Regions from separate parts of the Homo sapiens genome. Here region 2 is linked to region 1. Evidence: read pairs that join two places in POLR2A ChIA-PET (ENCODE). Cell type or tissue: OCI-LY7. All regions are shown on one strand. Each heading gives the region's core, and the rest is flanking DNA. Links, peaks and the distances in the headings are about the cores only.

Region 1 (7,949 bases), core at 2,997-5,496:
TGTGGCCTATCATATGGTCTACCTTGGAGAATGTTCCATGTGCTGATGAATAGAATGTATATTCTGCAGTTGTTGGTTAGAATGTTCTGTAAATATCTGCTAAGTCCATTTGTTCTAGGGTATAGTTTATGCCCATCGTTTCTTTGTTGACTCTCCATCTTGATGACCTATCTAGTGATGTCAGTGGAGTATCGAAGTCCCCCACTGTTATTGTGTTGTGTCTATGTCATTTCTTAGGTCTAGTAGTAATTATTTTATAAATCTGGGAGCTCCAGTGTTAGGTACATATATATTTAGGACTGTGAAATTTTCCTGTTGGGCAAATCGTTTTATCATTATATAATGTCCCTTTTTGTCTGTTTTTTGTTTGTTTGTTTGTTTGTTTGTTTTGAGATAGAGTCTTGCTCTGTCACCCAGGCTGGAGTGCAATGGCATGATCTCGGCTCACTGCAAACTCTGCCTCCTGGGTTCAAGTGCTTCTTCTGCCTCAGCCTCCGGAGTGGCTGGTATTACAGGTGCATGCCACCATACCAGCTAATTTTTGTATTTTTGCAGAGACAGGGTTTCACCATGTTGGCCAGGCTGGTCTTGAACTCCTGACCTCAGGTGATCCTCCTGCCTCAGCCTCCCAACGTGCTAGGATTACAGGCATGAGCCACTGTGTCCAGCTCCTTTTTGTCTTTTTTAACTGCTGTTGCTTTACAGTTTGTTTTGTCTGACAAAAGAATAGCTACCCCTGCTTGTTTTTGGTGCCCATTTGCATGGAATATCTTGTTCTACCCCTTTACCTTAAGTTTATGTGAGTCCTTGTGTGTTATTTGAGTCTCTTGAAGACAGCAGATACTTAGTTGGTGTATTCTTATCCATTCTGCCATTCTGTATCTTTTAAGTAGAGCATTTAGGCCATTTACATTCAATGTTAATATTGAGATGTGAGATACTATTCTATCCATTGTGCTATTTGTTGCCTCAATACCTTGTTTTCTAAAATTTATTTATTATGTTTTTGCTTTATAGGTGCTGTGAGATTTATGCTTTAAGGAGGTTATATTTTGGTGTAGTTTGAGGATTTGTTTCAAGATTTAGAGCTCCTTTTAGCAGTTCTTGTAGTGCAGGCTTTATAGTGGTGAATTCTCTTAGTATTTGTTTGTCTAAAAAAAAACCTGTATCTTTTCTTCATTTATGAAGCTTAGTTTCACTGGTTACAAAATTCTTAGCTGATAATTGTTTTGTTTAAGGAGGCTAGAGATAGGGCCCCAATCCCTTCTAGCTTGTAGGGTTTCTGCTGAGAAATCTGCTGTTAATCTCATATGTTTTCCTTTATAGGTTACCTGGTGTTTTTGCCTCACAGCTCTTAAGATTTATTTCCTTCATCTTGACTTCAGATAACCTGATGACTATGTGCCTAGGCAATGATCTTTTTGTGATAAATTTCCCAGGTGTTTTTTTGAGCTTCTTGTATTTGGATGTCTAGGTCTCTGGCAAGGCTAGGAAAGTTTGCCTTGATTTTTCCCTCAAATATGTTTTCCAAACTTGTTAGATTTCTTCTTTCTAAGGAACACAAATTATTTTTAGGTTTAGTTACATAGTCCCAAACTTCTTGGAGGCTTTGTTCATTTTTTAAAAAATTCTATTTTCTTTGTCTTTGTTGGATTGGGTTAATTTGAAAACCTGTTTTTGAGCTCTGAAGTTCTTTCTTCTGCTTGTTCGATTCTGTTGCTGAGACTTCCCAGTGTATTTTGCATTTCTCTAAGTATGTCCTTCATTTCCAAAAATTGTGATTGTTTTCTATTTATGCTATTTCACCGAAGATTTTTCCCTTCTGTATTAGTCCATTTTCATACTGCTACGAAGAAATACCCAAGACTTGGTAATTTATAAAGAAAAAGAGGTTTTATGGACTCACAGTTCCACATGGCTGGGGAGGCCTCACAATCATGGCAGAAGGCAAAGGAAGAGCAAAGGCACATCTTACATGGCTGCAAGAAAGCATGTGCAGGGGAATTGCCCTTAATAAGACCATCAGATCTCATGAGACTTATTCACTATCATGAGAACAGCATGGGAAAAACTCTGCTCCCATGATTCAATTACCTCCCACTGTGTCCCTCCCATGACACATAGGGATTATGGGAGCTACAATTCAAGATGAGATTTGGGTGGGGACACAGCCAAACCATATCACCTTCATTTCCTGTATCATTGTTTTGGTTTCATTAAGTTGGACTTCATCTTTCTCTGGTGTCTCCTTAATTTGCTTAATAATCGACCTTCTGAATTTTTTTTCTGGCAATTCAGAGACTTCTTCTTGGTTTGGATCCATTGCTGGTGAGCTAGTGTGATCTTTTGGAGGTGTTAAAGAAACATGTTTTGTCATTTTACCAAAACTGTTTTTCTGATTCCTTCTCATTTGGACAGACTATGTCAGAGGGAAGATCTGGGACTCAAGAGCTGCTGTTCAGATTCTTTGTCCCAAGGGGTGCTCCCTTGATGTAGTGCTCTCCCCTTCCCCTAAGGATGTGGCTTCCTGAGAGCCAAACTGCAGTTATTTCTCTTCTGGATGTAGCCACTCAGTGGAGCTACTGGGTTCTGGGCTGGTACTGGGGAGTGTCTGACCAAAGTCCTGTGATGTGAACCATTTTCATGTCTACCATCTTCAGGTGTCTCAGTCTTGGATACCAGCACCTGTTTTGGTGGAGTTGGCAGGGGAGTGAAATGGATTCTGTGAGGGTCCTTAGTTGTAGTTTTGTCTATTGCACTAGTTTTGTATTTGTTGGCCTCCAGCCAGGAGGTGGCACTTTCAGGGGAGCATCAGTTGCCATAGTATAGGGAGGATCAAGGCAGTGGGTGGAGCCCTAGAGCTCCGAAGAGATTATGTCCTTTGTCTTTGGCTACAAGGGTGGGTAGAGAAAGACCATCAGGTCGGGGCAGGGTTAGGCCTGTCTGAGCTCAGGCTCTCCTTGGGTGGGGCTTGCTGCAGCTGCTGTGGGGTATGGGGATGTGGTTCTCAGGCCAGTGAAGTTATGTTCCCAGGGGGATTGTAGCTGCCTCTGATGTGTCATGCAGGTCACCAGGGAAGTCGGGGAAAGCTGGCAGTTACAGGCTTCACCTAGCTCCCATGCAGCCCAAGAGGCTGGTCTCACTCCCACCATGCCCCCACCAACAGCACTGAGTTTATTTCCAGGCAGCCAGTGAGCAGGGCTGAGAACTTGCCACAGGCTACTAGCCTTTTAGCTGAGAAAGCAAGCAGGGCTTTCAGGTCTTGTGCCTCCCTGCCTGCTGCGGCTTCTGTGCTGTGTATCCACTCCCGATTCACCTCCTCCCCCAGTTTCTATCGAGGAAATTTGTGTTCAGTTGAAATTGTTACAAAGTTCAGCTGGAAGTTTCTTTCTCCCTGTGGTCTTTTCCCAGTTCCTCTGGCAGCCCTTCCCAAGGATCTCTGTGAGACTAAGTCAGAAATGGCTTCCCTGGGGACCGAGAGAGCCCACAGGGCTCTTCCCACTACTTCTACCCTTGTATTTTGCTTAGCTCTCTAAATTTGTCTCAACTCTAGGTAAGATCAAATCCTTCTCCCATTATCTGGACCTTCAGTTTCCCCCGTGAAGGTGTGTGTTCAAGGGCAGACAATCCCCCTTTCACACTTTGGGCACTCACATTTTTTCAACCATCTTCTGGGGCCTGCAGGAGCAATCTGCTTCCTTCAAAGGGTCTGTGGATTCTCTAGGCTTTCCGGGTATGTTCCTGCAGTAGTTCTTGGAGTAAAAGTTTACAATGTGCATCTCCACAAGCTGCTCTGTCCATCTGAGTGGGAGCTGGAAGTTAGTCCTGCCTTCTATCCACCATTTTCCTGCTGTTCAAATAAATGCCTTTTCTTTATAAATTACCCGGTTTCAGGTATTTTGTTATAAGCAACAGAAAACAGACTAAGACAGACAGCTTTAACCATTACCAAGTTCTTCCTGCCATTAAGCTAAACTGATTCCTTGTAATGTCTTTCCTTTAGTTCTATTTGTGTCTGCTTGCTTATAATACATTTAGTGTTTCTTCTATTAAACAGTCCTTTAGCTATTTGAAGACAACTATGCTGTTTCCAGCCCTACTCTAGCCTCACTCCTAAACTTTCTCTTCTCTCGAATATTCAAAACCAGTTCCTCATACTGAACTTTAACAAAGATCAAGGTTCTGTTTGAGGCAGAAAAAAAAAAAAAAAGAACTGAAACAGTGACTCTTTTTTGTTTGACCACATCCTCTTGTTTATCTTGAAAATCAAGGTGGATAGACTATGAATGTGAGATGAAAAAAGCCAAAGAGGCTCTCTGTGTTACTATGATGACTACTCTGATCTGAGCCACTATTACTTCTTTCCTAGACTACTGCAATGTATTTCTAACTAATTACTAATTGCTATCTCTGACCTGTGTCCCTATCGTGAAGGTAAGAGTACTGACACACAGAGTCTCAATAGGTAATTTACTCAAGATAATGTCACATGTAAAAGAATTGACTCCAAGACTGTTTTCATCTATAGCCTGTAACAGAACTAATGATGGCCAATGAAATTATCACTTGGGTCTTGAATTTAATCTAGATGAGATGAAAATAGTGGCACTTTTGAAAATAATTTTAAAAGCATACTTAAGAGTTCTGGTTCCAAGGAAGATGGAGTAAGCACACTCCACCCCATCTCTCCTACTGAAGGCAGTTATAAATTCTGGACTGAATGCAAGGACCAGCTACTATGTGAAGTCTCTGAAAAATAAATGGTAGCATCCAGGTTGAGGAATAAGACTTGAATTCAAAGTCTGGTCAAATCATTTGTGAATTTACCGTGTTTTCCCTCCAGTATTACCTAGCCTAGACATGAAGGCAGCCTGCTATGGTTTGGATATTTGACCCCTCCAAACCTTATGTTGAAATTTGATTTCCAGTGTTGGAAGTAGGGCCTGATAGGAGGCATTTGAGTCATGGGGGCAGATCCCTCATGAATAGATTAATGTCTTCCCTGTGTAGACGGGTGAGTGACTTCTCAGTCTAATAATTTTCAGGAGAGCTGGTGGTTTAAAAGAGCCTGACATCCCTACCTCTTGCTTCTGCTCTCGCCATGTGATCTTTGCACACATCATTCACTTTGCCTTCTGCTCTAAGTGGAAGCAGCCTGAGACTTTTGCCAGATGCCCAACCTCCCAGCCAGCAGAATCATGAGCCAAATAAACTTTTTTTAAAAATAAATCACTCCATCTCAGACATTCCTTTATAGCAACACAAATAGACTAAGACACAGCCCAGCATCTGAAAGTGCACACTGGCTGCTGTCAGAAAGAGATTCAAGAGAAACTCTTCTGCTTTAAAGGACAAAGAAAGGGGGATGCATAGGGTAGAAAACAGTGGAGAATACTTTGGTATTTTTCCTTTTTCTACTACCCCAACCCCCAGGCATTATGGAAGTGGCAATTGTACAGTGATGACAGTGGTAGCTGAATAGATGCCTAAAATTCTGAAAGAGGGGAACCTTCCCCTGACCAGATGAGTATGGATCTAAGAGCATGGTGTGAATTCCCGTTGCTTTTTTTTTTTTTCTTCTCTGTCTTCATCACTTGACCTGGGACACAGATATTGTCACAAGAAGTGCCTTGCCGAGTAGAAAAAATAAAGCTTCAACTTCCTAGCTGGAGGCCCATGAAGGAGGTGCCAGGAAGCTAAAACATATCAATGAGATCACAGAGAGGTGGGAAGTCGAAAAGGCAATTCTATATTATTGTATCTGAATGCCTGAGATCACCATTGATGTGCCCGTGTATACATCTGAGCATACCATAGAGTTAAAAGACTTGGCCACAGGGTAGTACACATGGGGAACTGATCTGGATAACACAGGAAACATTTTAAAGTTAAAGTGATATTGAAAACATAGCTTATAGAAGGTAAGTCAGAACTTGTGGCCCAAACCTAGCCTAGACAACTGCCTGTTTAAACAAACAAAGAAAAATATTTCCCTTTGGATTGAAACTAGACTTAGAATCTCATAATATATTCTTCAAAACATCTAGGATTTAATCCAAAATTACTTATACAAAAATTCAAACAAGGCAAAAAATAAAATAAACAAACAAAAAAGGAAAATTCAACTCTCAAGGAAAAGATAATAACAAATGCCAACTCCAAGATGACAAAGATATTGGAATTATCTGTAAAATAAAGGGTAAACGTTCTTCAAACAAATGGAAAAGTGAAATATCTCAGCAAAAAAAATAGAAGATAGAAAGGAAAACCAAATAGAAATTTAAAAACTGAAAAATATACTGTCCAAACTAAAAAATTCACTGGATAGATCCAATAGCAGAACAGAGATAACAGAATAAAGAGTCAGTAAACTTAAAAATAGATTAATGGAAATTACACAAAATTTATTTATAATTATTAATATTATTAATAAATATTACACAAGAGGGAGAAAAAATTTTTTTAAATAAACAGAACCTTAGGGAGCTATGAGAAATACCAAAAGTTCTAACATCAATGTCATGTCATCAGTTTTACAAAGACACAACTAAGTGCGTGCGCCAGAAAAATCATTTAAAGTTACAATGGCTGAAAAGGTCCTAAATTTGGCAAAAAAAAAAAAAAAAAAAAACCATAATTTTTTATGTTCAAGAAGACTGGTGAATCCAAAATGGAATAAAACAAAAGAAATTCATGCCTAACACAGTATAATCAAACTGCTGAAAACTAAAGACAAAGAATAATCCTGAACAGCCAGATGAAAGCAATGTGCTTCATAAAGAGAAACAAGAAATCAAATATTTGTAAATTTGTTGTTAGAGTCCACCAAGGCTAGAAGCAAGTGATACAAGATTTTAAAGAGCTAAAAGAGGCCGGGCGCACGTGGCTCACGCCTGTAATCCCAGCACTTTGGGAGGCCAAGGAGGGCGGATCACGAGGTCAGGAGATGGAGACCATCCTGGCTAACACGGTGAAACTCCGTCTCTACTAAAAATACAAAAAAATTAGCCAGGCATGGCAGCGTGCACCTGTAGTCCCAGCTGCTGGGCGGGTCTGAGGCAGGAGAATGGCGTGAACCCGGGAGGCGGAGCTTGCAGTGAGCCCATATCGCGCCACTGCACTCCAGCCTGGGTGACAAAGCAAGACTCCATCAAAAAAAAAAAAAAAAAAAAGATCTAAAAGAAAGGAACAGCCAATTCAGAATTTATATCCACTGAAAATATTCCATATCCAGTGAATATGTTTCTTAGCTAAGAAAATTGTCACAAGCATAACTACTGTAAAAGAAATGCTAAAGGAAATTATTCAATGAAAAAAATTATATTAGAAGGAAACTTGGACATGGGGAATGAATGAAGGAATAATAACAGAAATGCAAAAAATTAGTAAACATAATAGGCTATTCTTTTTTTCTTAAGTTCTTTAAAATATAGATGATGATTGGAAACAAAAATTGCAGCCAAATATTTAATACATGTGAAAACTACATCACTAAAAAGGGGAGGTGAAAAGGTTTATTTCATGGTAAGTTTTCTATATTTCACTTATAGTGGCAAAATACTAATTCTAATTAGACTGAAAATTTAGTAGAGATTATATATATATAATATGTAATTTAAATATATGTATTTAATCCCTGAAGTTACCACACAAAAAATTTTTTTTACAAGGAGATATAGTCAAAAGCTTACTAGATAAATTATATCGGAAGTCTAAAAAAAAATTAAATATTCAAAGAAGGCAGGAGAGGGAAAAGGAAGAAACAACAAAAGAAAACAAAAACAAAAACAGAGAGAACAAACAGAAAACATTAGTAAAATGGTAGCCTTAATCTAAACATATTGAAAATTATATTAAATGGAAATGGTCTAAACATGTCAATTGAAGGATAGGGATTGTCAGAAAACAAAAAATAAAACCCAATTACATGTGGTCTATAAGAAACACAC
Region 2 (7,949 bases), core at 1,938-4,437, 420 kb before region 1:
AAGTACCCAAGTAGGAATGTACAGGCTCATTTACAACTGGAGCACAACCTCGCATAACACAGGCCTAGTCAAATATTAATCAATAAATGATCTGACAAATATTACACCTTATGGGATAATTTACATTCTGAAAGAGGATACCAGGCCCAGAAAACCTGGGAGAACCAACTGGAAAACAATAAAAAACAAGAAGAGAATTCAGAGAAGAGATGAGTTGCTAAGTAACTATTTAAAACCAGTAGGCTTTCCTAAACCGTAACTTGTTAGAGGTTATGGTAAAAGAAAAGATCTCATTTAAAATACAGCAACTGAAAAGAATCCTAAAGATCAATATAACAAGTAATTTGCAGGACTTTTATTAAAAACTCTTTGATAACCTATTGGCAGACCTAAAAATGACTTAACAAATGGAAAGACACACTATGGTCTTTGATAGAAAAATATCATTTCCTCCTAAGTTAATTTGTACATTTAATGAAATCCCAACTGAAATAGCAATTTTTAACTTAACAAAATAATATTAATGTTTGTTTGTAAAACTAATTATGAAGATGAGTCAGAAAAAGTGTTGAAAATGAAAAACAGTAAGAACTAGATGACTGATACTAAAACTATTTTAAAGCTCTAATAATTAAAATGGTTTGGCATTAGGGAAAAATAGATCAATGAATAAGAATGAAGAGTTCATAAATGAAACCAAAATCATACGGGAACTAAGATATGAAATGGCAACACTTTAAAACAGTGAGGAAAAGGCAATTAATCAGTAAACAGTGCTAGATCAATTGACTGGAGAAAAAAAATAAAGCTGGATCCTTACTTCAGTTATTTTAGTAACATCAATTCCAGATGGATCAAAAATTTAAATGTAGGGCCGGGAGCAGTGGCTCATGCCTGTAATCCCAACACTTTGGGAGGCCGAGGCGGGCAGATCACAAGGTCAGGAGATCGAGATCATCCTGCTAACACGGTGAAATCCCGTCTCTACCAAAAATACAAAAAAATTAGCCGGGCATGGTGGCAGGTGCCTGTTAGTCCCAGCTACTCAGGAGGCTGAGGCAGGAGAATTGCTTGAACTCCGGAGGCAGAGGTTGCAGTGAGCCGATATTGCACCACTGCCCTCCAGCCTGGGTGACAGAGCGAGACTCCGTCTCAAAAAAAAAAAAAATTAAATATAGAAAATGAGCTATAATGGTTCTAGGAAAATAAATGACTGTGTTTAAGCTCCTGGAATAGGAAAGGCCTTTCTAGGAAGGATTCAAAACCCAGAGACCATAAAGTTAAATTTGACTATATAAAAATTGTGATTTTTTTTTGGAGGGGTGGGTAAAAATATACCCTCAACTAAGAGAAGAAACGAGTGACAAGTTGGGAAAATATTTATAATGGATGTGACAGGAAAAGAGCTAATTGCTTTCATTTTCAAAAAGCTTTTGTAAATAAAATAGAAAACGAACAATCCAATAGGAAAAAAAAATTGACAAAGCTTATCAGTAGTTAATTACCAAAAAGTGAAAATAAGACATAGTAAGTATGAAAATATGCTCAATATTATTTGTAAGTAAAATAATGAAAATTAAACAGCAGCAACAGATTGTTTCTTAACTCATGTTATGAGAACCTACAGTGATGAGTCCTGTTCTGAGAAGGCTATTGACAGGCAAGCACTGTCAGACACTGATGTGGGGCAGGGGTGGTGGACTGGTTCATTTCTGGAAGGAAGCTTGACAAAGTCCATCTACTTTTAAAGGTACATATTATTTTACTCAGTAATATTTGCTTGCTAAGAATTTACCTATATAATTATCCCTGCACATGTTGGTCAAGAGATATGTACAGGTGTGTTCCCTGTGGCATTGTTTGTAACAGCAACAAGGAAAAGTAACCCATCAGTAAGGGATAGTTACATAGCCTATGGGGCTCCTCCTATCTGATAGATTATTATCAGCTGTGAAAAAGAATGAAGTAGCTTTCTGTATATCAGAGACAGGGAAAAAAGAGGTAGAGGACTGTGTGTACTGAATCATTCTTTTTATGTCAATTTTATAGGAATAGATGGACAGACAGACATGCACACTGGTCTAGAAATAAACACATTTTCTAAAAGCAATAAAAAATATTTTACAAGTGGCTACTTTTGGGCAGAGACAAAGAGCTGATGCATGAAGACTTTTATGTTTCATTTCATACTTTACTATTGGAAGTTTTAAAAATACATAGGTGAATTACTTTCATTCGTTAAAATATGGACATGGATTACCTGAGTAGTGAGATGATGAACTTTTTTTCTTCTTATTATTATTATTAATAGTATTATTATTATTATTATTATTATTACTATTTTGAGACAGGGTCCCACTGGAGTGCGGTGGCACAATCTCAGCTCACTGCAACCTCCACCTCCTGGGTTCAAGAGATTGTCCTGCCTCAGCCTCCCGAGTAGCTGGGATTACAGGTGTGTGCCACCACACCTAGCTAATTTTTATATTTTTAGAAGAGACGGGGGTTTCACCATGTTGGCCAGGCTGGTCTGGTCTCAAACTCCTGACCTCAAGTAATCCACCCGCCTTGGCCTCCCAAAGTGTTGGGATTAGAGCCGTGAGCCACCATACCCAGCCATTATTTTTTATTTTTATTTAATTAATTTATTTTGAGACAGGGTCTCACTCTGTCACCCAGGCTGGAGTGCAGTGGCACGATCATGGCTCACTGCAGCCTCAACTTCCCAGGCTCAAGGGATCTTCCCACCTCAGCCTCCAGCTGAGAACTACAGGTGCATACCACCACGCCTGGCTAATTTTTTGTATTTTTTTTTTAGAGCGGGGGTTTCACCATGTTGCCCAGTCTGGTCTCAAATTTCTGAGCTCAAGTGATTCACCTGCCTCAGCATCCCAAAGTGTTGGGATTACAGGCGTGAGCCACTGCACCCAGACTTTTTCTTCTTTAAATGTCTATAGTTTATAAAAAATAAAAGTAAAAAATAAAAATAAAAAATAAAATAAAATAAAAAGTGGGAGAGCCAGGCGTGGTTGCGCATACCTGTAGTTCCAGCTACAGAGGAGGCTAAGGCTTGTGGCCAGGAGTTTAAGACTGTAGTACATGCCTGTGAATAGCCACTGCACTCCAGCCTGGGCAACATAGCAAGATCCTGCCTCTAGAGAAAAAAAAAGTGTGGAAGAGGCAGCAATAAAGAAAAAGATACCAGATAATGTTTTGACCAAAAAGATTTAAGTTCAAATGGTGGCCTGTCCAACACTGCTAGGGTCCCAGGAAGAGCTATTTCTAGAGCAGGAGACTTTCCATCAGCTCACAGATCCCCCCACTTGCCACCCATAATAATGGTTCCCCCATATGTAGCCATCAGAGAGCTTGGCTTCAGCATCAAGAGAGTTAAAATGAATGAAAGGAAATCAGGCTTAAAAGAGAATGTCATTATGATTTGTGCAAGCATTTCCTCTCTATAGATAAAGTGGAGTGAGATGGCAAAAACAGATACAGGCTCACCTCATGCTTTTCCTCCCCTCTGCTTAGTTGGGCAGACTGAGATGGCTTATATCCCTCCTACCTTCTTATGAACCCTGCATGTCCCAGGGGCCTAACCATGCAGCAGCCTTCAGCTGCATGACTCCAGGACCTGCAGGACCCCAGGAATGTGTCCTATGATCCTGGCTGAGTTTTCTCCCATCTGTCACCCATCTCCTAAGCTCTTCCTCTCCCATGGCCTTCTTGGGAAGTTCTTTCCAGTCAATCTTTACTGGTCATTCCTTGAGGCCAGCTTAGCCTCAGGCAGGGTGCAAGAGATGGTAAAACCAGTTTCTACACTTACAGAACTGCTGGATGCTTCTGAAGAGTCTCAGAAAACAATTAGGCAGCCATGTGAAAGTAAAGAGGTAAAGAATTTCAGCCAAGTAAGATGAAGCAGGTGTTGTTGGTTGGCTGACCCAATCTCCAACTCATCTCTTCTTTATCCATACAGCAAGGGGCTCCCCCACAACACCATTTGGGCAAAGAAATAAAAGCAGAAGTATCTGTGAGACTCCTAAAAAAGACCTTTAAAAAGGACAAATCCAACTGGCATGTTCTTTTGGCCTTTTGCTCCTTCCCTGTTTTTCTTCTTTTGGGAATGTGGCCATGAGGCTGCAGGTGGAGTCGCCATCTTACAACCAGTGGCAACATGTCTGAGGGTGAAAGTAACATGCTAAGGAGGGCACAGTGGAACAGAGCAAAGCTGAGTCTCCCCTGACATCCCTGGGCCACTACACTAGGCCTGATGATGCTCATCTACATGTTTCATTATGTGAGAAAAATAAGCTTCCCATTTGTTTAAGGTGCTATTAATGGGATGTTCTGTCATTTGCAGCCAAATCTGCTATTAAATGGTTAACATGGTGTTAAGAGGAAGTGGCTCTGATATAACAGAAAGTGCATGGGCTTTGGAATTGCATGATTTGGCTTCAAATTCTAGTACTGTGACTTATATACCAGGGTAAGTTATCACTTAACTTTTCTGGGTCCTTGTCTCCATAAGTAAAAAAATAGGGCTAATAAAGCTACTCAAACAGATGTCTGCAGTATCCATAGAAAGGGGAAGTGAAAGTAACTGTATATAATAAGTTCCAGCTCAATAAATATCTGATACAACTTTGTTGAGAATGTGGAAGGACATTGAGGAAGTGAGGCTTAGCTGGAATACAAATAAAGCAAGAGGAGGCAAAATGTAATTCAGAAGAAGTAGAGTATGGGAAAAGATTGAGAAATTTCAACAAAAAGGTGTAGTAGGCAAATCATCTTGTCTCTTTAAATAGACCTGAAATCTAGTCTCCCATAGAAACCTCAGGCCGAATGCAACTGTGGCCCAGAAGAATGAGAGAAGAAGGTATCCTTTAGCCCAGGGCTGGAAACCCTCCAGAGAATTCCCAACACCAAAAAGGAAAGAAATATCCTCATTAACATTTCCCTTCTCGTCTTCCTTGTTCCTTTTTCTGCTTTTCCTCCCTCCCTTCCTTTTTTCCTTTTTCCTTCTTTCCTAGATCAAAATTATTTCAAAACCATGGAAGGCAGACACAGTTTGTTCTGACTCACAGTGGATAGAAGATAGGGCCTGGATTTTACACCTTCTAATCTATTTTAGACACAAAGAAAATTTCTGCATTCTCCTATTCCCTCCCGCAAAGAAAAGGCATCACAATGTAGCCCCTGGATGTCAAATAAAGAGTCAGGAGCCCTCGGTCCTGCTCTGTGTATGTTCTTGGATGGTCTCCTAACCTCCAAATTTCAATTTTCTCATTTATCAATTGGGAGTATGAGGAAGGGGGCGGGCAATAGGGGAGGAGCTACCTAGGTAAGCTCTCAAGTTCCTTAACTTCTATTTATTAGCTTCTTGCAGTCCCTGGGGCGATAAGAGAAGGTTAAATTTCTCATTAATCCTATAAATATCTATGGAGCACCAACCCTGTACCAGGAACTGGTTTAACCACCGGAAATACTACTATGAAAGAAATAGATGGCATCCTATATCTTGATGAAGGAGACAGAAAATAAACACACAAACAAAGAAATTGGACAATTTCAGAGAAGCAGTGAAGAAGAAAATACAACTAAGTGATGGAATAGACTGACTGGGAATGAGGGAGCTACTTGAAAAGAGATGGGTCAGGGAAAGTCCTCAATGCGATGTAAACTTTGTGCTTAGCTGAAATGAAGTGCCAGCCTTGCCCCTCTCCTGGCAGGACTCCGGCCTGATCTTTGGGTACTCAGACTCATTCTCAGTGCAAACTTGTTTCTTTGAGCCTCTTGGTTCCTGAACAATATCCCCAGTCTATGATCTTAATGGGCTCACACTATGGGTCTACATGGCCCATTGGAATATTCAAAGTGGGTACAGTCAATCCCCACAGTGGCCAAAGGAGAAAATAAGGAAGCCAGGAGCTGTGCAAGCCAGTCCAGGAAGACAGGCAGAATATAATGCATTTCTGTTTAATCTACTTTTTATCTCATCTTTTTGATTTTTTTAAGTGGGGATAGGGTTTTCTTTACAATGAATATGATATATTGCGTGCATAACAATAATAGTGTATACGTAACAGTGCTTGCTGGTACTTAGACATTGTTCAAAGTGCTCACATGTATGAACTCATTTAATTTTCATGACAACTTTATGAGGTACATACTGATATTTTCCCCATTTTACAGACGAAGGAACAGAGGCACTGCCAAGTAAGTGATTTGCCCAGCTTGTGAGTTGCAGAGCTGGGACTTGGAGCTAGGTAGTCTGATACCACAGTAACTTCTTTTAACCAATTATGCTGTGCACCTTCATGTATGAAATGTGTTTGTTTTAAAGGATATCTGTAGTTTACTGGAGATTCAAGTCCAAAATTTTTAGAACTCTTTTTTCAAAAATACTGGTGAGTGTGACAGTGTCCACAAAGTCAGACAGACCCAGGTTTCAATCCCTATTAAAAAAAAAATATTGGCCAGGCGCAGTGGCTCACACCTGTAATCCCAGCACTTTGGGAGGTCGAGGCGGGCAGATCATGAGGTCAGGAGATCGAGACCATCCTGGCTAACACGGTGAAACCCCATCTCTACTAAAAATACAAAAAATTAGCCGGGCGTGGTGGCGGTCGCCTGTAGTCCCAGCTACTCGGCAGGCTGAGGCAGGAGAATGGCGGGAACCTGGGAGGTGGAGGTTGCAGTGAGCCGAGATTGCGCCACTGCACTCCAGCCTGGGCGACAGAGCGAGACTCCATCTCAAAAAAATATATATATATATATATATATTCATGACATTTGTTAAAGACAGTAAGCCAGACTATTCAAGGGAGACTACTACAATGGAATTTTGCCAGGGGGGAGAGATTGGCCTCAACTCTGAATACAACAATGAAAAGTAGAGATTTATAGCCAAGGGGCAGGGTAGGGTCAGTGGATGGAAAATTACTAACAGTAAACATTTTATAAGGGTAAACAAGGGGTAAGGCAGATTCTGGCTAAACCTACTTGACAAGCTTCTTGCTGAAGGAAGGCCAGGGTGAAAAAATATCCAGAGATGGGGATGAGGAATTTCATCAGATATCAAGGGTGGGGGATATTTGCTAAACTGACCCAACAGGATTCTTACTAAAACTGGACTAAATAGGCCAAGGACAAAGCCTTCAGGGTGAGGCCTCATCAAAAAGATGACTCAGAGGAGCCTGATTAAAGTTTGGTTAAGGAGAGAATCTTGGTTATCCCCAACATTGTTGCCTCCTAGCTGTGTAAACTTGAGTGGGTTAACTAACCTCTCTGAGCTTCAGATTTCTCATCTTGAAAGTAGATATTATACTATCTCCCCTACACATTGTAAGGACTAAATGAAATAATGCTCAATAACTACAGGTTGAATGTCTCTAATCAAAAAACCTAAAATCCAAAATACTCCAAACTCCGAAACCTTTTGAACACTGACATGATACTCAAAGGAAATGCTCGTTGAAGTATTTCAGATTTCGAATTCTTTGGATTTGGGATGCAGAATCAGAACGTATATGTAATGTAAATATTCCAAAATCTGAAACATTTCTGGTCCCAAACATTTCAGATATGGGATACTCAACCTGTACTTAGCACATGGTCTGATCTAGTAAGCATTACCAATATCACTGTTAATGTGAAAGCTCTTGCCAGGGAATCAAGTCATTCCTGATGAAACCGAGCACTTGAAACTCTTAAATGCCACTGGTAAGAGTACAAGTTGACACAGCATTACTTCCGTGCAGTTTTGTGGTATCTATCAAAACATAAAACGTGGCACTGAGTCTCTGGATTCAACAATTTCTTTCTGGAAATGTATCTGAGGAAATAATAGCACAAGGGCACAAAGACATGTGTCTGAGGATTTCCAGTGCATCATTATTTAATATAAAAAACTTGGAAGATAACCTAAATGTCCAGCAGTAGGAGATTGG

What was found. ChIA-PET counts read pairs that join two places held together with the same protein. Peaks named below come from ENCODE experiments on the same cell type or tissue, not always from the same donor. Only the 100,000 strongest peaks of a DNase experiment are listed, where the experiment ranks them.
Region 2: POLR2A ChIA-PET joins it to region 1 with 5 read pairs; 1 of 35 experiments calls an interaction of 5 or more read pairs at or near these places.

Annotation. Positions count from the first base shown.
Region 1 is chr10:62,524,444-62,532,392 of GRCh38, forward strand. No RefSeq gene overlaps it. Among named protein-coding and RNA genes, the nearest start is that of ZNF365, 150 kb to the left of the region's middle. RefSeq lists an enhancer at 2,888-3,107. In OCI-LY7, for the core only: no CTCF peak of the experiment used is centred there; DNase peaks (open chromatin) are centred at 4,218 and 5,118; H3K4me3 peaks cover 1,908 bases; H3K27ac peaks cover 2,500 bases.
Region 2 is chr10:62,105,470-62,113,418 of GRCh38, forward strand. No RefSeq gene overlaps it. Among named protein-coding and RNA genes, the nearest start is that of LINC02621, 150 kb to the right of the region's middle. RefSeq lists enhancers at 4,283-4,332, 4,363-4,432. In OCI-LY7, for the core only: no CTCF peak of the experiment used is centred there; DNase peaks (open chromatin) are centred at 2,792, 3,492 and 3,862; H3K4me3 peaks cover 1,326 bases; H3K27ac peaks cover 1,433 bases.